7 separate regions of the Homo sapiens genome follow, and all the other regions are linked to region 2. Evidence: chromatin loops called from intact Hi-C (ENCODE). Cell type or tissue: endothelial cell of umbilical vein. All regions are shown on one strand. Region 1 has its middle 530 kb from the start of RFPL4B. Region 2 overlaps LOC124901382 (a long non-coding RNA gene). Region 3 overlaps LOC105377956 (a long non-coding RNA gene). Region 4 has its middle 130 kb from the start of LINC02518. Region 5 has its middle 63 kb from the start of LINC02518. Region 6 overlaps LOC107986634 (a long non-coding RNA gene). Region 7 has its middle 18 kb from the start of LINC02518.

What was found. Peaks named below come from ENCODE experiments on the same cell type or tissue, not always from the same donor. Only the 100,000 strongest peaks of a DNase experiment are listed, where the experiment ranks them.
Region 1: it touches region 2 in a loop (5-fold over the local background); 8 of 110 quality-filtered maps call a loop at or near these places.
Region 3: a loop joins it to region 2, with 13 times the contacts of the local background. A loop is called at or near these places in 6 of 110 quality-filtered maps.
Region 4: a loop joins it to region 2, with 4 times the contacts of the local background. A loop is called at or near these places in 21 of 110 quality-filtered maps.
Region 5: a loop joins it to region 2, with 5 times the contacts of the local background. A loop is called at or near these places in 2 of 110 quality-filtered maps.
Region 6: it touches region 2 in a loop (7-fold over the local background); 27 of 110 quality-filtered maps call a loop at or near these places.
Region 7: a loop joins it to region 2, with 7 times the contacts of the local background. A loop is called at or near these places in 9 of 110 quality-filtered maps.

Annotation. Positions count from the first base shown.
Region 1 is chr6:112,875,678-112,879,677 of GRCh38, reverse strand. No RefSeq gene overlaps it. Among named protein-coding and RNA genes, the nearest start is that of RFPL4B, 530 kb to the right of the region's middle. In endothelial cell of umbilical vein, no CTCF peak of the experiment used is centred here; a DNase peak (open chromatin) is centred at 1,977; H3K27ac peaks cover 1,398 bases.
Region 2 is chr6:113,878,190-113,882,189 of GRCh38, reverse strand. It overlaps LOC124901382 (a long non-coding RNA gene), which reads right to left. Exons shown (of 3, transcript XR_007059716.1): 2 at 1-1,416. Among named protein-coding and RNA genes, the nearest start is that of MROCKI, 6.8 kb to the right of the region's middle. In endothelial cell of umbilical vein, a CTCF peak has its summit at 2,462; a DNase peak (open chromatin) is centred at 2,529; H3K27ac peaks cover 760 bases.
Region 3 is chr6:113,120,348-113,124,347 of GRCh38, reverse strand. It overlaps LOC105377956 (a long non-coding RNA gene), which reads left to right. Exons shown (of 4, transcript XR_942894.1): 4 at 2,093-2,226. Among named protein-coding and RNA genes, the nearest start is that of LINC02518, 310 kb to the left of the region's middle. In endothelial cell of umbilical vein, a CTCF peak has its summit at 2,214; DNase peaks (open chromatin) are centred at 2,057, 3,377 and 3,707; H3K27ac peaks cover 3,167 bases.
Region 4 is chr6:113,304,384-113,308,383 of GRCh38, reverse strand. No RefSeq gene overlaps it. Among named protein-coding and RNA genes, the nearest start is that of LINC02518, 130 kb to the left of the region's middle. In endothelial cell of umbilical vein, a CTCF peak has its summit at 1,656 (motif pointing left); no DNase peak of the experiment used is centred here.
Region 5 is chr6:113,493,987-113,497,986 of GRCh38, reverse strand. No RefSeq gene overlaps it. Among named protein-coding and RNA genes, the nearest start is that of LINC02518, 63 kb to the right of the region's middle. In endothelial cell of umbilical vein, no CTCF peak of the experiment used is centred here; DNase peaks (open chromatin) are centred at 1,636 and 2,186; H3K27ac peaks cover 3,016 bases.
Region 6 is chr6:112,778,807-112,782,806 of GRCh38, reverse strand. All of the region lies in intron 1 of LOC107986634 (a long non-coding RNA gene), which reads left to right. Among named protein-coding and RNA genes, the nearest start is that of RFPL4B, 430 kb to the right of the region's middle. RefSeq lists a silencer at 2,010-2,119. In endothelial cell of umbilical vein, a CTCF peak has its summit at 2,120 (motif pointing left); DNase peaks (open chromatin) are centred at 1,366 and 2,106; H3K27ac peaks cover 245 bases.
Region 7 is chr6:113,413,055-113,417,054 of GRCh38, reverse strand. No RefSeq gene overlaps it. Among named protein-coding and RNA genes, the nearest start is that of LINC02518, 18 kb to the left of the region's middle. In endothelial cell of umbilical vein, a CTCF peak has its summit at 2,394 (motif pointing left); a DNase peak (open chromatin) is centred at 2,364.

The sequences.
Region 1 (4,000 bases), 1.0 Mb after region 2:
CCACCTGCCACAGAGATATTCCACCCTAAATATCCTGTAACACAGTCACATTCTAAAGTACTGGGGGCCAATACTTCAACATATGAATTTGGTGTGTGAGGAGGGGCACAATCCAGCTAATAATACCCTTCAACAATATCTTAATGTTTATTATCTTTGATGATAATTTTTTATAATTGTGTCACGGTACATAATTGTTGCTATTGTACTGTTTAAAATAAAGCATTGCAAATTTTAAGACAAAATACCTTTTGTTTTGTTAGTGGACATTTTGTTACAGAAACATTAGCGATGTCTTTTTGTGTCTACATTATAATTTAGTTCAGATCCTTGATCAGTGTCCCTTTAAAAACATAGTATAAGTCTAAACTTTAAATCTTAAGATGTTACCTGTATTAAGTATCTAATATTTTCAAACTGACTGACGTCTTTATTCTGTAGAATACCTTCCAAGATTTTTGTTGTTTATTTTTTATGTGATATACGTAGTTACAATATTAAAGGATATAAAATTTCATAAGAAAGCATAAAAGGGAAAGAAAGGACATGGTAGTTTCTAAAGTGGGAGCAAGAGGAGGAAAAATGAAGAATATAGCCAGAAATGACAAAGAAGTCACTGTCAGATGGAGTACTAAATTGTCTACAGCTTGTGGGAGGCAGTGGAATGGCAGGTATCAAGGTCAGGTGTCCACAATCGTGTATGACACACGGGCCGTTGCTAACTTTAAATAGATTAATGATTGTGACCTTTCAACATGAGACAGTGAGCTTAATTTTTTTAAATCGACGGCAGGTTACATATTCATTTCATCTAAGGTGGTTTTCTGTGTGGCCATTTTTAAAAACTGTAGTTCCATATTATTTTGCTCATGTCCATAGTACAGATATCTAAAAATTAAAAACATATCCAATCTTAACACTAAGTGTGTTTTTCTTTCTTTTCTAAGCAAAAATTAAGAAGATAATAGTACTTTGATGGTGAATGTTGCCCAGGGCTTAGCCAGAAAAAAACAAGTCTTGTGGCACTAGTTGGAGTTACAGCTAGAAGAATGGACTATGCGGGAGGTGAAAGATATTTCCAGGGGACTGTTTATTAGCCTTGCCCTGATGAACATCTTTTTTGCATGGTATTCTAATGTTGCTAGTGTCTAAAAGGTATGTGATCTTTATCTACATTGCTTTGGATTTTCAACATGTGTTATTTTTCTTGGTAAGAATGCTAGAGTTAAAACAAAGGAACAAAACATGCTAAAGCACAAAAATTTGTTCACAAAGGCATCTATACCTCAATACAGAAGTCTATCCATTCTATCCATACATGCATCCATGAAGTTCATTTATGTGTATGTGAGTGGGTATTTTGTCTTAGCAATAGTATTTGCAATAAAAGACACATAAAGTCACAGAATTGCATGTCTTTCTCTTCATGTAATTTTACAAATTTACTTTTAAAATGGTCCCTGTGTTTTCTGTAAGCTAAGGTGATCTTTGTGAGGTTGATGAATAGTCACCAAATGTATTCATTGGCATCTGTTCCCAGAGTGTGTAAGTGCTTGTATAAGACATTTGTATAAGACATTTAATTTTACCCACAAAACAATATGTTACTTTAAAATTAATTGTGCAGGTGTCTTGATTACAAATAGCTCAACTATAGCTTTCATTTCCAATTTTATCTACATATTATCCCACCAAAGGAAATTACCTCTTGAGGTTTCAGAGGGATATCCATTTATTGCTAAGTTTTCTCTAGAGTTGTCTAATTCCATAGTGCCACCAATAGGTTTCTCATGGTACATTTACTGTACTGGTGGCGTTTACATTTGAAATTGGAAACGAGGGTGAATTTCTGATTCTTTTCTACAGTGATCAAATCTATAGTGATTTAAATTTAAATCTTGTTGCTCTAAGCAATACTGAACAAAGAAAAACAAAACAAAATTTACAATTGCTTATTTATACTCCATTTTGCTGAAAGCACTATGAGTGATACAGAGCTATGTAACACAGGACCTCTGAACCCAAGGAAATTCCTCTTAGGCCTGTTGTTCTCGGGAATGTTCTTCCTGGAGACTGTTCAAGAATGCTTTTTTTTTTTTTGAGATTCCAAGCTCTTAGGAGGGAGCTGGTTGGTGACTACACTTACTGAAGGGAGTACTATTCTCAACTCTCTTCAGTGTTCTCATTTTGGCCCATAAAGCAGGGAAGTGCATCATTTAGAAAAGGAAAGTGAGCATCCATGGCTTGTCTTAACTCTCTCCCAGAAAAAGAAGAGAAGTAACTTACCTGACTCATGGGACTAGGAGAAGGAAATGAGCCTGCTCTGCTCTACCCTGAGAGCTCTCTTTTTTCCTGACAGCAAAGTGGTTCTCTGCCCCAGGCAAGCCTTCACAAGACCATCTGAAAGCCATCTCACTCTATCCAGCTACCAGGGTCTGCTGTGTGAGGCAGGTATTTTCTGAGCGTGTGTGTGCTCTGCAGACACCAATCCTTCCTCAAGTGGGTTAGCCCTCAATCTAGATGAGACATAGAGGATAAGGTGGGTCACAGGGCCATAAAAGGCAGATTGTATTTCCACATCTAAGCCAGATTCTCCAAGCCAGCCTTGTCAAGAATAAAGCCAATAAATCTGATTACTACCTCTAATTTTAAAATTTTGTTTGAAATTTAGAGAGTAGAGATAGATAATACGTGTGAATCCTCAAACACTCATGCAACTAAACATCCAGCAATGGAAACTTAGAGTTCTCTACATAATCTACAACTTTTGACAAAGATACATGAACCTGGTAGTTTTTTGTTAATAATAAATTTACACTGGCTTCTCAATGAATAAATATGTCAGAAGACCATGAATTGGTATTCTGAAAGTACTGAAAAAATAAAATCACTAAGCAAGAACTCTGTCCTGTGAGAACATTCTTCCAAAACAAAGCTGTAGTTAAGGCATTTTAAAACAAAAATATGTAAGTTCAGAAAAACTTTATCTCTGGCACATTTTCACTAAAAGATATACCTCAGTCTAAAAAATAATAATAATGTCAGAGGCAAACGTGGAGATAGCGGAAAGAATAAAGAACAAGTAAAATGGTAAATATATGGGTAGACATAAATAAATATTGACTACACAAGTTTTGCTCTTGTTGCCCAGCCTGGAGTGCAATGGCATGATCTCGGCTCACTGCAACCTCTGCCTCCACGTTCAAGCAATTCTCTTGCCTCAGCCTCCCGAGTAGCTGGGATTACAGGTGCCCATCACCATGCCCGGCTAATTTTTGTATTTTTAGTAAAGATGGGGTTTCACCATATTGGCCAGGCTGGTCTTAAACTCCCGACCTCAGGTGATCTGCCCTCCTCAGCCTCCCAAAGTGCTGGGATTACAGGTGTGAGCCACTGCACCCGGCTGGGTCTATTGTTAATATTATATTTCTTATTGGCTATTACGGTAAAAGACAAGTTTTATTTCAGTTAATTCACTCAAATTAATTTCATGTGAATTCAAATAAATTTCAAAGGAGTACATACTACAGTACTAGGGTGAACAACAGAAACCTCAGTAAAACTATTATTTGTTTCTGTATCTATCCTAATAAAATTATTCATCAAAATTATAGTTCAAAGACCTGTCCTGAGAAAAAATTGTTTTAAGTATCTGCTTTCTAGAGTACCCTAACTACTCATAATCAATATTCCCCAAAATTGAAAAAATGCTAATTATATATATTATTATGCTATCATTAATTCATAAGAAGTCTATATGGTTTACAAAATGTATGTGGGGGAGAAAAGGTATAAATCTTTTTTCTATGCCATCTTTGTTCCTTGAAGTAGATGATGAAGTTATATGTTGTTATTCTTTATTTTTGTATAAGCTCCCCCTTCTTCATGCAAGTTTTCTGAGATGAAAATAACTCTAATAGGTCACTATAATCTGTTTCTACTCACTACACTCCTAACACCAAATGTATGGGGTTTTCATCCCACACCAACTAATTCTCCA
Region 2 (4,000 bases):
AATGAGTTTTAAAACATTATAAACCTCAGGAAAATCAAAATCTAGTAACTCATCTGTCAGGCCATAGGCACGGTGATTTAAATTGAGATCACTAACAAATGTAAATGGATTATTAGATGTCAAATACTTTTACTTTCCATTGTAATTCAAATTGAATGTGGGTAAGGCTTAAACATCACCATAAACACTATTTGCTCTAGAGTGAACCTCCTTATAAGAATTACTGGTCTTGGAACTCAACCAAGGGAACTTAGTTACTGAATTGCTATCAGGAGACCCAGGGTGAAGTGATTCTCCCTGTTAAGTGACTCTAATAGTGGTAGAATCCAGCTCTTTTGTTTTAGGCAGTAGTATATTTATGTCAAATCATTATACTTCATATCCAAAAAAGATGCAGGGAAGCTTCCAAGTTTACTAATGCCATCTTGACTGACATTGAGTAAGTTCTCCTTTCTTTGCAATTTTCAGCTCAATAGTATCTTACAGCGCAATGTGCCAGGAAGTCTACCAACTTGAAACTAAGCCTTTCCTGCTATAAATTAAACGTGTTTCCTCCTTGGTACAAACCAAATGCTTAATTATCTCTCTCCTCTTTCACAATCCCTTCATAGAGGCCAGGGCTCTTTGATCTTGCTATTTTTTTCCACCTCTAGAAATGGGCATTATTTTAAAACTTCCACCAGTTTTATGGTTCATCTGGAGTCTACACCAACTTAAAAACTGGGCAGAGTATTCACGTTGATGTCTGAGTGTTTACTATGTGCCAGGATTAATGTTCACAATATCGTGTGATACATATATTATTACCTCATGAATCCTCACAGCAATCTTAAGAGGTAGTTCTGTTATCCTCCTTTTACAGGTGAGGAACTTGAGGCAGAGAGAGGCTAGGTAAATTGCCCAAGGTCACGTTGCGCAAATTCCCCAAAGCAGAATGTGTGCTCATAACCATTGCTCTGCACTCCTTGTCCGTTACTTTAAGCTTGCTGGTTTGGTTACCCAATTCCTAAACACTGATGACCAACATATACTAAATTGCCTCTGGAACATTATTCTGGTAAGTAGTATTATTGAAGTCTAAAAGCAGGTTTACCCATGAAACACATTCAAGTAATCTGAGAATTTATGCTCTAGGCCTGGCGTAGCAGCTCACATCTGTAATCCCAACAATTTGGGAGGCTAAGGCGGGAAGATCACTTGTGCCTAGGAGTTTGAGACCATCTGGGGAACACAGCAACACCTCATCTATACCAGAAAAAACAAAGAAAGCCAGGAATGGGGGTGTGCACCTGTAATCCCAGTTACTTGGCAGGCTGAGGTGGTAGGACTGCTTCAGCTTGGGAGGTCGAGGCTGCAGTTATCCACGATCGTGCCACTGCCCTCCAAACTGGGTGACAGAGCAAGCAGAGACTCTGTCTGAAAAAAAAAAAATGAAAGAAAGAGAAAGAGAGACAAAGAAACAAAGAAAGAAAGAAAGTAAGTTATGCTCTAAACACATCTCCTCATCCAGCACAATCTCCTCCCAGACCACTCCCACCCAGTTTTGTGGATTTCTTTTTTCAAATGATGATTTTGATATTCCACCCCTTTTTCATGTTGAAAATATGGTATATATACACCAAGGAATACTATATGGCCATAAAAAAGAAGGAGTTTGTATCCTTTTGCAGAGACAGAGATGGAGCTAAAGGCCATTATTCACAGCAAACTAATGCAGGAACAGAAAACCAAATACCACATATTCTCACTTATAAGTGGGAGCTAAATGATGAGAACACATGGACACACAGAGGGCAACAAGACACATGGGCCTTTGAAAGGGTGGAGAGAGGGAGGAGGAAAAGGATCAGGAAAAATAACTAATGGGTACTATGCTTAATACCTGGGTGATGAAATAATCTCAACAACAAAACCCCCAGGATACAAGTTTACCTATGTAACAAAGCTGCACTTGTACCCCAGAAGTTAAAAGTTAAAAAAAAAGAAAACATTGAATTCTACTTTAACTATCAGATATTGTCTGTGCAGCATTTAAAAATGTACTAAAGCAGCCAAGCCAAGTGGGAGATAAAAATAATAATAATAAAGGTAAAAAAATGTAATGTACTAAAAATATGGAGATTATATAGAGATTATATAGAAAACCATAGAAAATTTAGAGTAGCATTGGTAACTGAAAAGTAAAATAACAATCAATAAAATGATAAATATAAAAATAATATATTATTCTGAATTGTTCATAAGATAGACTAAAAAGATTTCCTAAGGAACAATTTTCTACACATTATACTCAGCCACTGCATAGTATAAATGTGTGTTTTCAGATAATTGGGACAAACCTAATAACTTTGAGATAATAGAAATCAAAACAAACTGAAATCCTAGTTTGAAGGCTAAGACTATAATTTCAGTAAGTCTAAATTTAGTGCTTAATCCACTAAGGAGTGTCCTTGGCAGTGAAATTGAGATACAGTACACACCAGTGACCTCTTCGTGTCACTGGTGAGCTTTCCTTGGCTCCCTTCTACCTATCTCTTCAACGGGTTCCCACTCCAGTGCTATCGGTGTGCTTGCAAAGGCAAGAGCTAAAGAGAACAGGTTTTTTAAAAAAATTTTAAATCACAGCTAATCTTTTCCCAAGACAAACAGTATTCAGTGTGAAAAGAAAGCTCCTGGTTAATTTATGTCGCTTAGAAAACTGAAACAGATAAAGGAATATCCTTTAAAAATCACCACCTGACTGTAATATAATCAGGAACTGGGTAAATTCAACAATAGAAGGAAGTCAAATAGACTGACCTTTCCCAAGTTGTTTTAAAACTGACATGTGAGTGGAAGTTACTGGTGTGGTTTTGTTGTCGCTTCTTGTTTTCCTAAGGAATTTGGAATCTGAGCAGGGAAGTCGCCTGTTCTTTAAACTAGCAGTAGAACAAGAAAGAATACACCCATCCTTCTGGGGGATAAAAAAATTAAGTTATTCTAGCTGGAATGCACCTCCCCAAAAGAGATAGATAAAATCACCAACCAAGAATTTAAACAAGAAGTATTATTTATCTCTTACTGTTGGCCCATACTGTCCTAAATATTGGTAGTGATGAAGGGAACAATTGTGCAAAAGGAGTATTGAAACACAGGAGTTCATAAATGGTCTCTTCTCTCAAGAAGTTTACAGTCTAACTCAAAATTGTTGTATTTTAAGCATGTTTGGAAGTATTTAATTTTTTGCCTCATTGTTATTTGTCATTCTAAAAGTTACTGCTATAATGGCTACAGAAACTGTGGTTCCTGAGTTTTCTGACATAGAACCAATATATTGTTATATGTTACATATTATTTTGTCTTTTCATATAAATACATCAACAAATTACCAAAATGTAGGGGCTATTGCTAAGCCATCTGCTTTAATTTGGGTTTATAAAATATGATCACTAGAACTATGCCCCAGGTTTTTAAGGGTGCCTATCCAATTTATATTTTTCAGTCAAAAAGTAATGTCTCCAAATAAAACAGCATCAATAGCTTTCCAACAGCCAGTATTAGAAGCAGAACTCCATGGTCAGTCATTCTAGTCTAGGTTGTATCTTCACCCAGAATTGTTTCATGTTTGAAATCTTCAACTTCAAACCAATAATCAAATTATTTTCTGTTCATCTAACTTCACTACCTCCTCTCCCATTACCATCTCTGAGTCTGTATGGGTGCTGCTGAGTTTCCATTGTCTCCTGTTTCTTCTGGGTTTCCATGCAGGACTGCATGGTCAATGGCTTTTAACATCTCTCACATCAGTGTCCTTTCACATTCCTTCATCCTCCTCCCACACCTGTGCTGTTCATCCTCAACCCTGTGTCAGTTCACGATCTGTTTCCTCTGTAACTGAGTAGGCAGACAAAAATCTCATCGCTGTGTTGATGACAGTGTGGCAAATTCATGTATTTTTTGACCTGGCTATTCTACTTGTTCTTACTTTTTAAATTCATTTCCTATGGAAATGCTGTTAACC
Region 3 (4,000 bases), 760 kb after region 2:
ACAGAAGTTCAATCTCAAGAGAAGTTCTACCCAAAAATTGAATAGCATGGTAGTTGCTCAAGTATCTATACATGTGTGTATTTGTGTGCATTTATTACATGTAGACAGAGCTTCTCTTTTATACTGGGCTGAAACCTCCCAGAAAATCTGTAACTCTTAACAGGAAGAAAAATAGGAAACAAAAGACACAAGTCTAAAACAGCAAACATTCAATTGAATATCAAAATTAAGACATTGGGACCTAACACATTCTTACAAAAGCACATACCTGCTATTGAATACTAATTTCAGACTAATTCAAAACATCTCGTTTCTTACAGGCTTTTTACAATTCTAAGAATACACAAACACACACACACAGATAATTTTATGGGACAATTCCTAAATTTTTCTAAGAATTTAATTTACAATTTCCATGTCTTGTTAATCAATGTAAAAATCAGAGTGGAACTAAAATGATCTTACACTAATTCACAAGTTAAAGTTTTGCTATTAGGAGAACGATTTAGTTAATTCTATCTAGTAAATATATATCAAAGTGTAAGCTACTGAAAATTAATATTATATACTTGCATGGTAAATTTCAATGTTCACTGAGCTTATTTAAAGTTTTTATAATGGAATACACACACACACACACACACACACACACACACACACACATGCTCCTGGATATTTAGAATAACTTCCCAAAAGGCAAATTCATTTCTCAATAAAGGTATCTCAACCCAAATATACTAAACTTAAGTATTAACAGCTTTCTTTGTTATAATACTAATCATCTATGAGTAGTATAGAAACAATATTACATGTATTGTTTTGTAAGATTCTGCACATTGTAAAAATATTGGGGGATATCTACATTCTGTCCTGCTTTTAAATTTGTGGGACTGATTTTATGCCACACAAGATTCAATTTCATAGTCTTAAATGCCTCAGAAGTGTTCTAGAGATTCATTGCCTGAACAAGACACATTGTCAATCCCCACCCAGGCAACAGGTCCATGCTTAGTTATTAAATAGTCCCAGACAAAACAGTAACCATGGTGCTTTCCAGCTAGCTGTAAAATACTTGATTTTCTTGCAAGGAGTCCATTCTGATGTTAAGAATTCTTACAGTCAAGCCATAGCCTTGTACGGTTAGTTATTATCCTTCATGTTGGAACTAAATCTCACTTTTTCTTTTGTACCCTCAGTAAAAACAAACTTTCTGACACTTCTTAAGCTCTCAATATATTAATTGAAATGTATGAGCAAACAGTTATTTATAGTGTTTTGTTTCTGCACCTCTTTTGGTCACTATTTAACTATAAAGATGAATAGCTCAAATTAAGTTTTCCCATTTTATTTTCATTGCATTGAGCTCTGTTGAAATATACTAAATATAATATATATAGCAGCATACTAAGGTTGAGTATTTCATATATAAAATAGAGATGCTCAATTTCTTTCCTGCTTCTAAACCTGTAAACTTCCCTGTCTGTACTATCCTGATCTCCCTCCATTCTTTCTCTCTCCACCTCATATCTAATCTTCCTGCCAATGCACAGTATTTCACCCTCTCAGCTCCTAAGAGAACTTACTCCATCAGTGATCCTTCTTTTTCTCCTGGGATTGCACTTTCTTTCTCATTTATCTAAAGATATTTTTTCAATATCAAGTGTCTCCTGCCTTAAAACAAAAAGATGAGGAGTGTTCCACATTTGCTGTCTTTCTTTACTTCATTGTTAGTCCAACCTCAACTCACTGAAATCTAGACCCTTCCCTCATTTCATTTAAGCTGCTCATACAATCTCATTACTGGCCTCTTTACGGTACCTTTTCCAGTTTTCATCTTATTTGACTTCTCAGTGGCATTGACAGCACAACAAATGACTACATTTTCCTTGCTGGAATTTTGCCCATTAGGTCTCAGAAAAACCATTCAGTCTAGGTTTTCCTCCTAATTTGCTAGGTATTGCTTCTCAGGTTTGGATAGTCATATTTTTCCAAGCATTCCTTAAATACTGTTCCTTCCCTACCCCCAGAGTTCAATCCTGGGTCTTTATTTGCCCTCATCCTGTTAACTCTTTCTGTGAATTTGTCCTTACAGTTGGCTTTCACTGACACTGAAAGGGATGATGACTAAAGCAATTGAAATTTCAAGCCCAGGATTCCTTCCTGAGCCATTGGGGCATGCTGGAGTCCCACAGTACCAGAAGTACCTCTTGGCTGACCCCTCCAGCTTCTAGGAGGTAATTATTAAAGTTCTGACTCCAACTGGCCTGGTCTAACTCTTCACGGTTTGCTATTTTCTTTTTCCTTCTCAATTTTGTGTGACTTAAAAATAAAACTTTTATTTAACTTAATAAATCTATCAATATTATAATTTTAAATTCTATTTTATAAATATCAGAAAATATAAAGATTTCATTGAATTACCATGAGCAAAGATTATAACAATATAATGTAACACTTATTTTATTGTTTTCAAATAATATTTTCATATTTAGTCATTAAATCCACACAACCAACACGTAACTTTATTATTATTGTTTACTGTAGGGAATTTAGGCTTCTAGAGGTTTGGAGTCTTGCCCATGATCACACACTAGTAAGTGACAGAACAAGAAGCTGAAATATTAGAAAAAATTACATATCCTCACATAAATATTTTATGGTCTTTAACTGTCACCAATCACAAAGTCGTGCTCCAGGGTTGAGAGTTGTTTTTCTCAAAGATGCTACAAAGAAGGAAACATTTAGTTTCTTATTCCTTGCTGACTTTTATTTTTTTGATAGAAGAAATAATTTAGTCCTAAAGCATTAGAAAAAATGAAAAATTAAAGAGGGAAATGAAAGACCATGAATCACCTACAAAGTGAGTTTTATATTCTACATAGTCAAGAGTTAATAGCATATGTATGCTTTCTTTTGCATGAGAGTGAACAAATTACAAGCTGGACAAGATGTATCAAAATTCAAAAATAAATCTTAATTTTTTATAAAGGATTTAAAAGCTACTTCTGCAAGATTCAGACAAATTGCTTGTCCTCAGTGCATTTTGCTCAGTTCTCTCATATGGTGATGGCCTTTTGACATTGGCTTTAAGGGCCTTTGCTGATCTTACCACTCGTTCCATATGTTTAAACAAAGCATGTGGTTTTGCCAGCATCCTGCCACAGACAGGGAAACATAATCTCTGAATGAGGCAGGAGCCCAGAGCCCAGAAGATCTTCAGTTATGCTGGGACGAGACTCCCGTCTAGCAATGAGGGGCAGTAACATTCCTCCCTGGCGCCTGCTGAAACAAATTTCAAGAATGGTAACAGTCTTGTTTTAAGGTTTTAAAACTATCAGTCTGGGATCAGCAGCCTTTTCTAAGAAGCTGTGGATGCCAAATTCCAGCTGTCACAACTTGCTTCTGTGAGAACCTCTGCTCAGTTGGTCAGAGACTTGGAAGACGAACCTCGTTAAGACTGTGAGCCACAGCTCTTTTCAGACAGACCAAACCCAAACCACAAATCGCCCTCTTGAAAACCCCAGCCTTTCCTTCTTGGTTTGGAATACAGGGTTAACACAAGGTTATCTGTAGGTTAGATGTGAGCACCCAAACAAAATATTTAGCCAACTATATGACTAGTTTGTGGTTTCAGGTTTTTATTTCAAAATATTTGCAGCCCATTAATCACTATCATGAAAGAGTCTTCATCAAGGAGTTCACACTCAGTTCATTTATTAGGCTACAGAATCAGTATTTATATACTTGTATCACAAAGAGAAAAAAATAATTGACCAAATTGAATCAGAAACATGTCTAGGATTTGAGGCCTTCAAGCAACATTTTTTTCTCTTTACAAGATTTTCAGTTATCCAATCGTGACTGCAGAGTGGGTGACATTGGTTCTCTTAGGGAAGGAAAGGTAAGGTTTCAGCTCCACATGCGCTTTCTCAAGACCAGAACCATGACTAATGAATTGCTCAACAGGAAAAATAGCTGATCTTCAAAGAGTTGAGAATGT
Region 4 (4,000 bases), 570 kb after region 2:
AGAGATAACTCAATCACTGCAAAAATGACACTTTCTGATTTTGAAAAGTTCGCAGGTGGGTTGTCTCTGCTTCTTCCCTGAGAGAGTTCCCAGTGCGAGTGATGCACATTGCTGGTGCTACAGGTGCCAGTAGAAGGATCTCCAGGGCAGTAGAATCCCATGGCAACACGGCAGATAAAAATGACTCAGCCCTCTGCTGCCAAAGGTCTTTGCCAGTGTGTGAAGAGCAAGGATCTCAGTTGTAATTCAGTCCTTGGTATTAATAGAGGGGAATTGTGTTGTTCATCAGTAAATGCTGTTCATTCATCCTGCATATTCATTGGTCCGTATTCTTTTTCCCTATTTAACCAACCATTGCCATCCTTTACTATCCATCCCACAGTGAGTCTGAAAATCTGTGGTGTAAGAACTAGTCATTGCAATTAGATTATTGCTATGATCACATAATATGGCATGTCATACTTCAGAAAGAAGTGATAGAGTTACATAAAAAGTTCTTAATTTCTCAGATTTTGGCGGAACAACTTTCTGATTTAAACATCGAACATACCCATTAACTCATATATGGGTGCAGCACACCAACATGGCACATGTATACATATGTAACAAACCTGCAGGTTGTGCACATGTACCCTAAAACTTAAAGTATAATAAATAAATAAATAAATAAATAAACATCAAACATAAAATATAGATATTATCTTTTGAAAACAATAGGAAATGTATTTTTCTACCTTGTAATGCATTTCACATTGGTGATAATATTTGACTCTATGTAAAATGCCAGTGTTTCAGCTTGGATTACTTTGGTTCAAATCTTGGACTTTATTTATAAAACAGCATATGTTAATAGTACTCCCTTTGTCGCTATTGCTCCTTTTGATGCCCTTGTCATCAATTGGCATGACCAATGCTACCTTTAAGTGACAAAATTGAACCAAATGCTCAGTACCTTACCATTCTGTAATTCAGATCAATATGATGACACTATTTTTGATAGTAGCTCTAAACATATTTTGTAACAGAAACCCGATTTGAGATAATAAAACAAATGTAACAAAACTACTATCTAGTATTTTCTTTCACCATTTTGTCCTGAATTTTGAACATGAAATGATAACCAAAATTAAACTTCGTGAGTCAATTTGGCTAAAGTTTAGAGCAAAGTTTCAGGGTTTCCTATTATTTTTTTCATGAGAAAGTGACATATTTTCCACACCACTCTCATATCAATATCTTAGCAAAGGAGGTAAAATTTAGTGTTGCCCTTCACAGAGTCAAGTTCGACAAGGGAGTATATGAATGGAAATGGAAGAGACTCATATAGAGAAGTTGAAACATATTTTTGCCAAATAATATCCCTGACAACTGGGCTTTTAAGCTGTAAGATTTTTCACTGCCTCCTTTGGGATCCTCCATAACCAATATATGACTTGGCCATGTGAGTATTCCAGGCCTGAGGATCGACCCCAAAATATTTACCTTGCAGTTGATCACTCAAAACAGCTATGTTGAAGAATCACTACTTAACCTTACTTAAACAGTGAATCATTTCGGATTCTCGTCATGCAGTTAAGTCAGGTGAAATTAGAACAATAGCTCTGTTCACACTTGGGGTGCCTATTATTTCTTGCACTGCCCTCTGCTGGCAGGCTTCGTTCACCCAGTCTCACAGGTATGGCTGGTTGCTCCTTTGTCAAGGTCAGTTGAGCCAGCCTCTACTCAAAGCTGTTAAAAAGTCTCCTCTGAATTAGTGTCCTCATTCAATAGCTCATTCTCTTGAGTAGTGGTTCTCAAAGTGTGGTCCCCAGATTAGCAGCATCAGCACCACCTGCAACTTGTTAGAAATGCACATTTTGGGGCCCACCACAGACCCTCTGCATCATGAATTTTGGAGGTGAGGAGCAGGAATCTCAATCTTGTTGTAATAAGCCCTTCACATGGTTCTGATGCCCACTAACTTTATAGAACTGTTGTTGTCTTGTGGCCAGTGGTTAGAATTCTTCAGAAACATCCCTACCTCTAACAGTGATTTGCTAGAGCCTGACTTCCTTCTCTGTAGGCACAGCTTCTACAAACACCAGGATCATTGTATTTTCTTCAAAAGTGACACCGCAGTTGATCTTTTATTTGCAGTTAGTCCCTTATCACTCAAATTAACTTATATATTCTTCTGTTATTAGGATATAAAACAGAAAATAATCCTTATCAAAAGTATGAAAAGTAGAATAGGCTCTTTATGAAAACTGAAACAATACAGTAGTGTATGAAGCAGAAAGTATTTTCATCTTTCTCAGCCTTTCTCATGTAAATATAACTGTACATACAGCCTACCATGTCAATGCACATAGTCATCTCTCCTCTTGTTAAGATTTGCACAACCCATTCTGTTTATAGCAAAATCAATCCCACTACCTGCTCTTGATAAATATATATATTGTTTCCAAGTTTTAGCAGTCGCAAGCAGTGTTGCATTGAGCATTTGTGTTACACATCTCTGCTTACGCATGGATTTCTATAGTATAAAACCCTAGATAGTAAATTAGTGAGTCAAATAAAATACATACATGCATTAGCATATTTTCTTATTTTCTCTATTCTTGATGCTCTGGCATCTGGAGTGTTTCTGTCCCTGGACAGATTGCCCCTTCCAAGGTTAGATTATTCCTAGACATAGCAAAAAAGCAACCATTGGTTGGTTTGTATAGCAAAAGCACACTTTTATTTTTTTGGCCTAAAAGTGTGCTTTTGATATACGAATCAACCAATCCCAAGTCCATACTCTCAACCACCTATTCTGTCTGGTTCTTATACTCCAGGAGGCAATATTCATCTGTCCAAATTATCCCAGGGCTGGGTATCAGGCAACTAGAGATAACCCCTGTATCTCAGAGCCCACTGAAATTATTCAAACTACCCAGTCCTAAGACTGCACAGCTTGCTTCCCTTGCCTTGTCCATTCCTTCCTGTGAAGACTATAACAAAGGCTGTGTCCCGTGCTTTCCTCTTGCTTCTTCTCCCACCTGCCTGACCTGGGTGCTGCCCAGGTGGCCCTGTGTGGTTTAGCATGTCCCTTCTCTTGGGAACTGTGAGCAACAAACTGTCTTTTTGATAACCCTGTTTCTTGATCTGTTAGCCTCACCATCCTCGAATAAAAATAAAATCTTGGGCACATTTAAAAACAATATATGAAACACTATAGGGTTGTATTACAGAAAAGTTAAGGCCACAAACTTTGGTGCCAGAGTATATGGGTTCAAATTCCACTGTCTCTGCTTCCTAGTTGTATAATTTTTTTCTTTTTTAACTAGGTAAGCTATTGGACCTCTCCATGACTCAGTTTTCTCCTCTGCAAAGTAGGGAAGAATAATAACAATATCTACCTCACAGAGTCCTTGTAAAAACCAAATGTTAATAAACATAAAGTATTTAAGGCATAAATACTTATGCAATATATAATGCGTAATAAATACTTATCATCATTCTTATTGATTAAAAATGCCCACTTGACCTCAAAAAAGTTGAATCAATTTATTATTTATAAAGAACATTCATGAGAAGCTATTTACCTATACCCTTGAGAACACTTTATAGTTGGATAATATCAATATTTTAAATTATTTTCTGTCTAATAGATGAAAATATTGATCCTATTAGCATTGTTTTACTATTGGAGTAATAAAAATTTTTAGTTAACATTTGATTCTTTAATCTTCTATTGTGAATTATGTATTTATTCTCTTCACATGGTTTGGTTATCATTTGACTAGAGACTCTTACTTCAATATTTAAAATGGAAAACATTTTTGTGACTGTGGATTAACATTTTTATGTCATCTTTAGTCAAATAAACATTTACAGTTTTGTATGGCTAGCTGGTTGTTGTTTTTCCTTTATGGTTTCTGTCCTTTATTTATTTAAAAATTCTCATATTTTTAGTATTCTTATAGTAACATTCCTTTGCTTATAATTCAATCCCTCTGAGTTTTGAGCATCTTAA
Region 5 (4,000 bases), 380 kb after region 2:
AGAAAGAAAATGTAAAGGGTAGGTTGTAATTTTCTTCACAAATGCTTAGGAGATTTCTGCAGATTCAACTTTCCCATATAGCAGAGCATCTTGCTGTTCTTGCCCCTTCATTTTAATTGCAACTGGGATGGAGAAATGTTACACGAAGCCTTTCTCATTACGATAGTGGGGAGTCATACATGAAAATTAATGCAATTACTGCCCATGAACAACCCCAAATAACACAGAAATCCCTGAAACAAATAAGATATAAAATGCTGATGCTTTTTCTTCTTTCACTCCTGTTTCAGTATAAGTCATGGAGAGCAGTCTGGAGTAATGTTTCATGTTAAGAGTTAGCATTAGGCATCCGTAAGATGTTATATTTGTCACATTTACAGGCATGTTTATAGTTTAGAAAAAAACTCAAAATTTTCTTAATAAGTAAATGAATTTAATGTTCCAAAATGCAGTAATATATTTGACTTCTCAGTATCATTCCCCACCCCCCTTTTTTTCCTGTTTGACCTAAAACATTTATGCATTGTTTTATGTGGGGCTTTGGCTTCCAGTATATAAAATAGTTTTGTGATACTAAACTTTAAAAATATTGTTTAAATATTCTGAATATATAGCTGTTGTAAGAGTGCTACATATGTATTGTGCTACTGCAAAATATTGTATAACTGTATATTATATAATATTTATATAACTCTATAACTTTTCAAGCTCAGATCAAACACAACTTAATCAAAGACAATATAAATACATATTTTTCCATAATTTCATTTTACCAAGAGGGACAAAAATGAACTCTGTACCTATGATTGTCGACTTGTATAAACTTTATTCTATTATGGGAACCTGAATATTTAGAAACTGTTACTTAAAATGGTAATCTTGATGGCTAAGCCAGGAGTCTAATGCTTTGGAGCAAAGACATGGGAGATAAAGAGCAAGTCTGAATCCTTCTGTCATTTGAAGGGACACATGAACCTGGAGAGTTTGGAGGTTAGGTTTCATGAAGGTACTTTGAATGAAATATACCTAGTGGATAAGACAAAATATAAATCTCCAAATGCTAATATTGCAAATTATAAAATAAATCAGTATAGGTGAAACAATGTACTCTATGTCTTACCAGAATGAAATATTTAAATCAATTTTTTGTGAATTTTTTATTTTTAAAGTTCAAATGAAAATTAGTGATGTTTAACATAAACTTTTTTTAAAAAAACCATGTGCAGGTAAAACAGTCGATAAATTCTCTTGTCCATAAAGCTAGACAACGTGCTGATAAAAAGGACTATTCTTCCCCCGCCGGTATTTCCTTGTTCTCCACCATCTCTCAAACAAAGGATGTTAGATTTAGTCATCCACAGATGCTGCTGCATTTCTTCTGTCATTTTTTGAGTTAAAAGCTCAGCCTCTCAATTTTTCCCTTTCTGTTGTTTTTATCCAGTGAGTAGTAATTATTTGACGTATTTTGTTTTTATCTCTTGAAGCCTCTTGGTTTCTTTTTCAGATCTCTTCCCATAGTTCTTCCGTTGTCTGTGCTTCTTTGCTATTGTCTTCCATTGTCTTAAAAAGTATTCACATCCTATACCCTGAAACTTCCAGTTTCCGCACACTTACTCCTTCCCTGTGAAACATACCCATTGTAACCTTCATCACCCCTGACCTGCAGCATCCCAGATGTTTCCTGTGAGACAAATTCCAGGCTCCGACTTGTGAGTTACAGGAAGCAGTGTTCTATTTTTCTAGAGTTTAAAATGCTAAAATAGTGTAAAAATGCACTATGCTATCTCTTGATTATGGAAGGGGATTTTTCTCTTTTTCTCTTTGTGGACTAACTTTCTGTCCATTCACATCACTTGCACTACTCTACTGGAGAAGACATACAGATGAGACACAAAGGTAAAACTTTGTCTGGCTTTTTGGCATCTCCAGTGACAAATTTGGAATGGAAGAACATGAAAATGATAAGGCTGTCTTTGATTGCATCTTCTATTGGAGAAAACTTGTCACAATTTTCCACAATTGAAACTACTTTAATATTCATTTTCCAACATAATTTGTGAGCACATGTAGATCTGGATGTGGTTGAAATTCTTCAAATCTATAATACTTCAAACAAAATCATGAGGCTCAGTAGGAAATAGTGATAAAAATCATTAGTCACAGTCCCCTGCTCAATGGAGAGAAATGACATCATATCTTAGACTGATACATTGCTAAAAGCCCAGTCAGCAGGAAGCCATCCTGCTATTCTACACTCACCCATTCAACACATATTCATGAAAGCCAACAGTATATGGGGCACTATGCTGAAGGCTGAGGATGAGTATTCAGGAAAGAGATACGCAAGGCACTGTGAGGTCATGCAGAACAGATATTTAACTCAGCCTGGGGGGTGGTGGGTGTTACATGTCAAAAAAATCTATAGGAGATTCTCAAAGAATGAGTAGGAGTTAGGCAGGTAAGGTGTGTTGGCCGAGGTGAGGAGAAGACAAGAAGAGATAGGAAGAGAGACAGGCTGTGAGCAAAGAATGAAGGCAAGAAATTGAATGCTGTACGGGAAACTGCAGGCATTTAGAGGTTTCTGAAATATGAAGTATGAGATTCAGAGGTGAAAAATAAAAGGCATGAGACTGAGTGGCAAAAAATAATGGCATAGAAATGGGCAAGGGGCCATGTTCCTTGTCTAGGAGCTTTATTCTGAGTAGTTAGGGAGCTAAAAAGACATAGACATTATAGCTATAACTCTCGTGGCTAGTAGAAGATACAATGGTTCTAAGTGAGACTTTTGAGAAGGTTGCCACAGTGTCTCAAGTCAAGAGCCTTAGTTATGACAGCAGTAGCTGGGGTAATAAGAAGAATAGATTTTATAATTACTTAGAAGTAAAATAACAAAGACTCTGCGATTTGATTGATTACATGCAAGGATTGAGGGAGGTGGTAACATTAATAATGGGATCCTCGTTTCTACTTGAAATATTTGTTTGAATGGCAGTATCATAAACTAGAGAATATAGGAATAGGAACAAACTTAAGGGAGAAATTAATGATTTCAGCTTTGGACACATTGAATTTGAAGTCTTACTGTTTATTCTGGTGCATTTAGTGAGACTGTAGTTTAATGTACAAATCAGCATTTCTAGTGGGAGGTTTGGACCAAGGATTTGAACTTGGAAGCCATTAGTAACTATGTGGTTCTTGAACTACAGGTGTACATAAAACTACAATGTGAGAGAACATAGGGATTGATAAGATAAAGCTGGGCAATATGGGATGGCTGTGCAAAGAAAACAGGGAATAGCTAGACTCATCAAAATTTAAGAAAAACCAGGAGGATGTGGTGGAATAGAAACCAAGTTAGGAGAGTTTTAAGAAGCAGAGGGTGATCAATGTCGGGGACAGGCTGAACTTCTGAGAAATTTGGAGATGGGCATAAGAAATTTAAGTGATAAGACAGAGAGTCAAGACAAAAGAGAAGGGTTTTTAAAATATGTTTATTGGGAGAGTCTTGTATATATTTAAATACCATTGGGGAGAGAAGACACAGAGAAAGGAACGAGACACGGATCCCGTCCTTCAGTGTCTCCTGTATACTGTGTGATCTGGTGGAACATCACAGAGGACAGAAACTCAGAAACCTGGACCTTGACAGAGCAGAATCAGGTTGATCCGGTTTTACCTACCATAGATGACACTGACCCTGTCCTTCAGTGTCTCCTGTATACTGTGTGATCTGGTGGAACTTCACAGAGGATAGAAACTCAGAAACCTGGACCTTGACAGAGCAGAATCAGGTTGATCTGGTTTTACCTACCATAGATACTCACCAATAAAATATGTTGTCTTTCTGGTTAGCATGTTGCTTAGGGGTGAGTTGGGTAATTAATTGGATTAGTGGAAGAGGTATGATCTAACTCAAGTCTATAGAATACATGCTAGGGTCTTGGGAAACAAAGATCATGTAGAGATTTAGAGATTTAGGAAGGAGAGGCCGGGCAGGGTG
Region 6 (4,000 bases), 1.1 Mb after region 2:
AGGTATTGGGTAATTGAACTATCACACAGCACCTGGTAAACTTGAACAGCAATGACAAAACACATGCTATGGCAGGCCTTGTAGTCATGTTTGAGAGAATTTATCACACTTTATTACAAATAAGTGTAGCAATAAATATGCAACAGAATTTTTCTTTTTTTAAGAAAATCAACATCAGGCATTCATTTAATTCCAATTTCAGCAATGCTATAATATTCAAATAAACAGGAAAGCTTTCCAGAATTATCAAGTGATATTTCATCAAACAGGTACTTAAGAATTTCTCACCATCATTTTTACTTGTTTTATTTAAGTAGGCAGTCTGGTGGACCTGAACTAACAAACAGGGTCTTAAGGTTTTAAACGATATTTTGATAATATAACTAGGCAAGCCAGTATTTTATGCATTGATATTATTAAATTCAAAATACAGAAATAGATTAAATGTAGACCCAGAGCTGAGATGCCATCTTCCACCATAAGCATGACATGGCGAAGAAGCCACTGGAAAGCATTCCAGACACCTGGGATCTAGTCACAGAACTTTCTCTCGCTGTGCTATTTTGAGGACACTATTTAACCTCCGTAAGCCTCAGTTTCAAAACCACTAAAGTGGCCGGACGTAAGATTATTTCGCATGTCTCTTCAAATTCTAACATGCTATGCAAAGAGATGCCCTAGGCATCTGATGTAAATTGATGCATAACATTTTTAGTTCTCCAAAATATGTAAACCCCATGAATAGTGTATTTTTTGTCATATTCCAAGAGTATTATTAATCTTCAAATTGAAGAATATGGTGAGTGATTCCAATGTTATTCTAAGTAAATACCTAAAAAAGCACCAGAAAATTCATTAACCACTATTATTTGAAGATTATGTTCCAGTAATCTTCTGAAAGCATACATAATAGGTATAATCCCAAATATTTTAATATGGTAGGTACTCCATTAACCATTACATTGTTTGATAAAGCTTTAAACAGTAGTCAGTTATTTCAAACAAGAAACATGCATGTAAACTTGATGAAGACAATATATGCATGCCTTGGTGTATTGAAGTGATAGAGATGAGTTACTGTGTCTATGTTGATGAATACTCAAAGTTTCTAGGTCCTCTGGGACATTAATTAATTAGAAAACAAACTCTTACTATTTTTATGAATAGCTTATCACAGGACACGCTTCCAACATACTTCTTCCTTTGTGTATAAAAAAATACATAACTATAGACCAATGGTTCTCACTCAGGAGCAATTTTGTCCTCCAAGGGATATTTGGCAGTGTCTGGAGACATTTCTGGTTGTTACAAACTGGGAGTGGGGTGGGGGAGTGCTACTGGCATCTAGTGGGTAGAGACTAAGGATACTGCTACACATCCTACAATGCACAGCCCCCCATGACAAAGAATTGTCTGTCTCCAAATGTAAACAATGCCAAGATTGAGAAACCCTGACGTAAACTGCAAGTCTCCATTGACTTCTGTGTCAAGTCTATCAAAAAGTCAGATACTTTTTTGTGCTTCCTCCCCTTACAAATCATGAACTTAAGGCTTTGATTCAACTAATAAAATTTTTCTTTGTATTTTTGTTTCACTCTATAAGTCTCAAATATATAAAGAATTAAAAATATTTAAAGTGCTAACATGGGAAAGTATTTCTGTTATTTGGCAGATTTAATAATTTTATTATATTATAAAAATTATAAAAATTAAGCCTAGAAAAGGCTTATTTTTTTTTTAGATTACTCTCAATATCATTCTATGCTTTTGACTACTCAGTTGAAGAAGCCAATGCAATCTTTCTTATTGCACTGTCGTTTTTCAGTGTGTGTAAACTGGGGTTGCCAAGGGTTCTAAAAAAGATTATTTGGAAGTATTAGGGTTAAGGAAGACTTAGTGTTGATGTTTAAAATGTGTTGTACGTGCTTATATTTATGCCTAGGTTTGTTCTACATGATTTCCCTTTTTAATTTTAAATTGGACAAATCACTGTTGGTTAAATTTAACTAATTTTTCATTAGCGTTTCCATTTTCTGAAGGCGTCCCAAATCAGTATCTGGGTAGACCATAATGGAGACCTGTTGGTGGCTCTAGAATTATTCTTGCAGGATTGCAGCGCCACCTACAGGGATCCATATGCATATCATTATTTGACCAACCGCGCTCCTAGCATTCACTGATGTACATACAGCCCAAAAGACAAATGGAAAAGTCTAGAAAATGAAATAAAACAAAATTAATAAAAACCCAAGGGAAGTGTTTACATTGTATCATGTGTCTTTTCAGTACGTACTTAACGGAGGCCTTTTGAAATCAACTAATTTCTTGATTTCCGACTCTGTAGGTAAATATTACTTTTCTGGATTCTTTTAACAAATTACTACATCTTTAAAATGAGAAAACTATACCTTTATTTAAGAGAAACGTTCTGAAAAGAAATGAATAAGTGTTGAATGATACTGAATTTTGAAAAATCAATATGAAATTGTATAGATTTGACTGGTCTGGAATTTTTTAAAAAATAAAACAAATCATTAAACAAATATCAAAACAAAAAGTTAATTGTAAGATGCCTTTGTTTTCCTTTTGCTATTCTCTTTAAAAAAATAGGTTTATTCAACTGCGGACTTTCTTTCTGTTGTTGGCAAAAGTCAGAATTTTCTAGATTTAAAACTCAAACTACCTATTTTGAATAATGATAACAAGTATCAAGTTCATGGTTTTGTCTCCTAAGTTCCTTTTAATTATGCATGCGGACTTTACTAATGGAAAACTGTTACACTGACCTGTCAGCACTGTGAGAACTTTTAGGAGAGTCCAAGGCAGATTTGAACCAATACAGCAGTGAGAATGTGGAAGATAAGTCTCTTGATGGGAGGTGGGGTAGGGAGGAGGGAAGTAGAAGAAGTATAAAAGAAAACATGTAGTAGCTCAGTAAGGAAGAAGTTGACATTCAAAATTCTGTCCCTGATCTCCTGTGGAGGGAACATTTAACTCCTGTTGGCCCAGTTTTTACACCAGCCAGAGAGGTAAACTTTGGTAATTGCATCATTAAAATCTGTCTGCCCACTCTGTATGTGCCATGCAATCGCACTCTTTGATGAAGTGGAAGAGGCATTGCTATAAATCTTTGTCATGAATAGAATGTTCATTGGTTCCTCTGGAAATTTTATGTAACATGGATTAAAACCAGGCTTTGTCTGTTCATATCAGGGAAGGAAAAGCAGGAGGAGTAGAAGGTATTTTTAGAGTAAAGACCAGCCAAGCAAATTAAATCAGACCATTAAGCTTAATGGGGTTTGAGAGACCAAGGGGCAATTATGAGTTCAAAATAATGACCTTCAATCCAACATGAAGAAAATATGTAATAGCAGAACTAACTCCCTCTCCTCTCTCTCTCGAGCTTTTAACCAGAAGGGCAGAAGGAATGGAGGTGGTAGAGGTCAATAATCAACTAAAATGACCATGCTGTTTAGTTATACAGCTTATATATGTATTATTCCAATAATATTAATTTCCTCCATTAGGATTAAAATAGCACATCAAAAGATAGTCATATGAAGCTTTCTAAGAACCCAGATAAAATAATTCTCAAAAAGTTCGCCCTGTAGGGATTTACAACTATTTATAGTCTGAAAGATGCCCACTAGCTGTGAATAAATTGAAAGCTGTTGGGGGTAGTGTCATGAAAATAATTAAAATAACTAAATGACTTTCATAGGATAATATCAGTTTTAAGAGTTGTAAGGGAAACCTTATTCTTTCTCTGTTCTGTTGTGCTGAAATAGGGTATATAAGACAGAGTAGGATGTACAATTAAGGGAATTTTTAAAATGCCCCAACATAGGCAGGTTGGAAGCAGAATTATGACTTCATGTCTATTTTCAAGATGGAGATCTATCTATATGTTCATGTTTTAATTTATTTTTATGTAGTTAATTGTTACTTAAATGTAGTGAATATAAAACCAAATCACTGAATGAAACCACCTTCATAAACC
Region 7 (4,000 bases), 470 kb after region 2:
AAGATTTTGAATCCAGATTACAGAAGGGCTCATTAAGGGTATCCTGTAGTAGGTAATGATCAGTGTTTTTGAGCAGGAGACTGATGCCATTTGGTTTGTGTTTAGAAGGATTATCTGGCAAAAAAAAAAAAAAAAAAAAATAGCAGACTTGATTGTACTAGAAAAATAGCCCCAGGGAGACCAGTAACAGTATTACCTGGAAAAGACTGGAAGTAAGAGAAGGGTTTTGGATAAGGAAGAGTGTTGATTGAAAACCTTAATAAACTAAAGCAAATAGTCAAGAGAAAACACATTTTTTTCTTTTGGTGGCTAATTCATTCAAAATATATGTTTCGAGGTTATTGGGGAAGAGGGTATAAAAACATTATTCTCCATCACAACTCTCCAACCCAAAGAGGTTACTTTCAAAGATAGAGCTGGATCTAGTATAGCATCATTGCAGTGTTTTTGTTCAATAAGTCTTCTGGTCATGTCTAGGATGAGAAAGTTAAACAGTTGTTTGGTTAGTTTGTTTCCAGATATTTTAAAATCTCCCTATACAGAGCTATATTAATTGGCACGTATTTGATTTTTTTTTTTTTTTTTTTTTTTAATGGAGCACTGTGGAAGAGAAAGGCTGGGTTTCATTCCTTTGGGAAAAGCTGTCTCAGTTTGTGGAACAAGAATTTTGAGTCAGAACTTTTAGGCTTAAGTCCTGGCACTGCACCAGCTGGATAAAATTAGGCCAGTCATCTAACCCCTAAGCACTCTGTTTTCTGATCTATAAAATGGAAATGAATTATACCCTAACTCACAGTAAATACTTTTAAACTGTAGGCTGCTCTACAAATTCTAGTGACCTGGATTCAAGACACTCTATATCTTCACCTTGCCCAAATAGCTATATATTAACATTTTAATTTATATTATACCCAGAAATTAGCAGAAGGGGATTGACAAATATGAGAAATGGAGAAACTAGAAACGCCAACCAGGCGAGTGTATCCAAGGGATGGTGGACTAGTAGTGGATAACTTGTGGGCTGTACACCTACCTTTACACTTAAAATCATCAGGGAATTGCTGGTACTGATACCAAATTACCAAATATTGTTTTTGTTTTGTTTGTTGTTATTGGTTTTTTTTTTTTTTTTTTTGGTGAATTTGTGAGAGTATGGTAGGTGGCGAAGAAGGGAATTTTCATATTATGTCATCATTGTTACCAACAACAATATTATCAGTATAAGGCAATGGTTTCTAAACTCTCCTGAGTCAAGAAATTTTTGGAGTCTCTGATGAGAGAGATGGACTCTAGGAAAATTTTCATGTACATCTTTCCCCCACCCCAACTATTTTGATTATAAATCAAAGGATTCACAGACTACCTGAAGCCTCTCTAGAGACCAAGCAATCCAATGGACCTCAGGTTAAGAGACCTGGCTATAAAGTAGCAAGTGAATTTTCTGTTTACAGAGTCTGTTTTGCTTTTCTTTGTTTGTTTTTGTTTTATTTTAAGTGGGATTGTTGTCATGGGTCAAAAAAGTCATAAAGGGTCTGGCATTGTGCTAGGAATGTCCTCAAACCTTAATGCTTCTAGTCATTTTAGTAATACTGCTGGGTAAGGGAGTTTGTTGTTGCTTATATAAAACTGGTAAGAAGAAAGACTCCTGGCCAGGCGCAGTGGCTCACACCCATAATCCCAGCACTTTGGGAGGCTGAGGGTGGTGCATCACTTGAGGCCAGTAGATCAAGACCAGCCTGGGCAACACGGCAAAACCCTGTCTCTACTAAAAATACAAAAATTAGCCAGGCATGGTGGTGCGTGCCTGTAGTCCCAACTACTCCAGAGGCTGAGGCATGAGAATCGCTTACACCCAGGAGGTGGAGGTTGCAGTGAGCCGAGATTGCACCACTGCACTCCAGCCTGGGCAACAGAGCAAGATTCTGTCTCAAAAAAAAAAAAAAACAAAAAAAACAAAAAAAAAAAACAAAAAAAAAAACGGCTCCCAGGTTTTAGTAGTCACTATATACTCTGTTGGTTACTACAACACAGATTGTAAATATCTTCTAACATTCTGTCTCTTAGGAATTTTACTCTCTCAAAAAATAGACTGTTCAATGTTTTTAAACCATGTTTAATTCACAAATACAAAAAACGTACATGCTGATCACTGTGTATGTTTAGGGCTCCCAAATCTACAGTTCTATCTTAAGTTCTTTATAATAATGTCAGACGGTTCTTCTGACATTATTACAAAGGTCTGCTGAAAAAATCCGCCTGGATATTCCAATAGACTACTTACTCATAAAATATCCAAAAATGAGTCAGTCTCCTCCATCATCATATTCCAGGAGTCTGCTCCATCTCCAGGCTCCCTCTGTTGGTAATTGGCACCATTAGCCTCTTGCTGGCCACCAGGCCAGGCTCTGCCAATGCTTCAGAGCTCTGCACAGGTTTCACCCCTTCTGATGTTATTATACTTCCCTGGCACTGTGACACCTTTCTTATCTCATTTGGAGGAGAGTGAGGGCTGGCGAGAGAAAATCCAAACCACTGTTATTTTTGAATTGTTGCTATTATTACTACCATTATTATTAGTTTTCAAACAAGCACATTTGTGGTGATCTTCTTAGCATTCTAATATCTTCCTATTGAAATGAATGCAAAATTGAAACTCCTTATCACAACCTACTTGATCCCATAGGATTTGGACCCTGTTTCTAAGATTATCTTTTGTCCCTTACCAGCTTCCAGCCACAGAGGCCTTATTCTTTTCTTTTCTTTTCTCTTTTCTTTCCTTTCCTTTCCTTTCCTTCTTTTCTTTACTTTTCTTTTCTTGCTTGCTCTGTCACCCAGGCTGGAGTGCACTGGCATGATCTTGGCTCACTGCAATCTCTGCCTCCCAGGGTCAAACAATTTTCCTGCCTCAGCCTCCCGAGTAGTTGGGATTACAGGCATGTGCCACCACGCCCAGTTAATTTTTGTATTTTTAGTAGAGATGGGGTTTCACCATGTTGGCCAGGCTGGTCTCGAACTTTTGACCTCAGGTTATCTGCACACCTCGGCCTCTTAAAGGGCTGAGATTACAGGAGTGAGCCACCGTGCCCGGCCAAGTGAAGGTTTCATTAGGGAACCATTGACAACTCAATGCCTTTCACCACAGAGCTAAATTTATCTTTTAGGGGATAAATGCACTGCTCAGCCCCATCCTGGAGGGGCTCACTCAGCAGAGAGGAGGAATGATCACTCCTAGGATACTCTCTCATCTAGGATAACTTACAATGTATCAGAGCACCCCTGAACCCAAGGCATGTGTATGTGTATATATATTTTTTAAGACAAAGAGTTTTGCTATTAAAGTATTCAACCTGGAAGAACAAGAAAAAGCCTAAGTTTCACTGAGATGAGACAAATTTCCAAAAATGTTCTTTTCTAGGTCATTAGAATTTCCATTTCTGACCTATAAAAGAGGTGCATATATCTATATTTTCTCTTGTATCATTTATAATAATAGCTGTTTAACTTTGATAACACCTGTAATCAATTTTCAGGATGCAAGCTATTTCTAGAACATTAAAAAAACTGATATTCTTTAAATAAACTAAGTGCATAAATGGTTCAAGTGCTAAAATTCAAGGCTTCTATGTGTATGATGCATACTGATATTTGAAGCAATTTTACAGAAGTGCATATAATTGAAAAAGTAGCTTTATTTGGGTAAAATCAAAGTATTTATTAGTAAAGTCCTCTTAAATGCTCATATAAAAAGTAACTATAGACACATAAAATATCATTATTGTTATTATCATCATTAATAGCTAGCCTGGTACTTTAATGATTTTCTTGAAGTTTCCTTATTTGAATTAACTTGTTGGTCTTGATTGCAATTAACATTACAGACTGCTGAGTCATGCTAATTCTCAGAACAAAAAGAAAGCAAACCAAGCAACATCAAACCAAAGAGCTCTTTAAGAGGATCAAATTTTCCATGCCTCAAGGATAATTTCATATTTGTTTATAC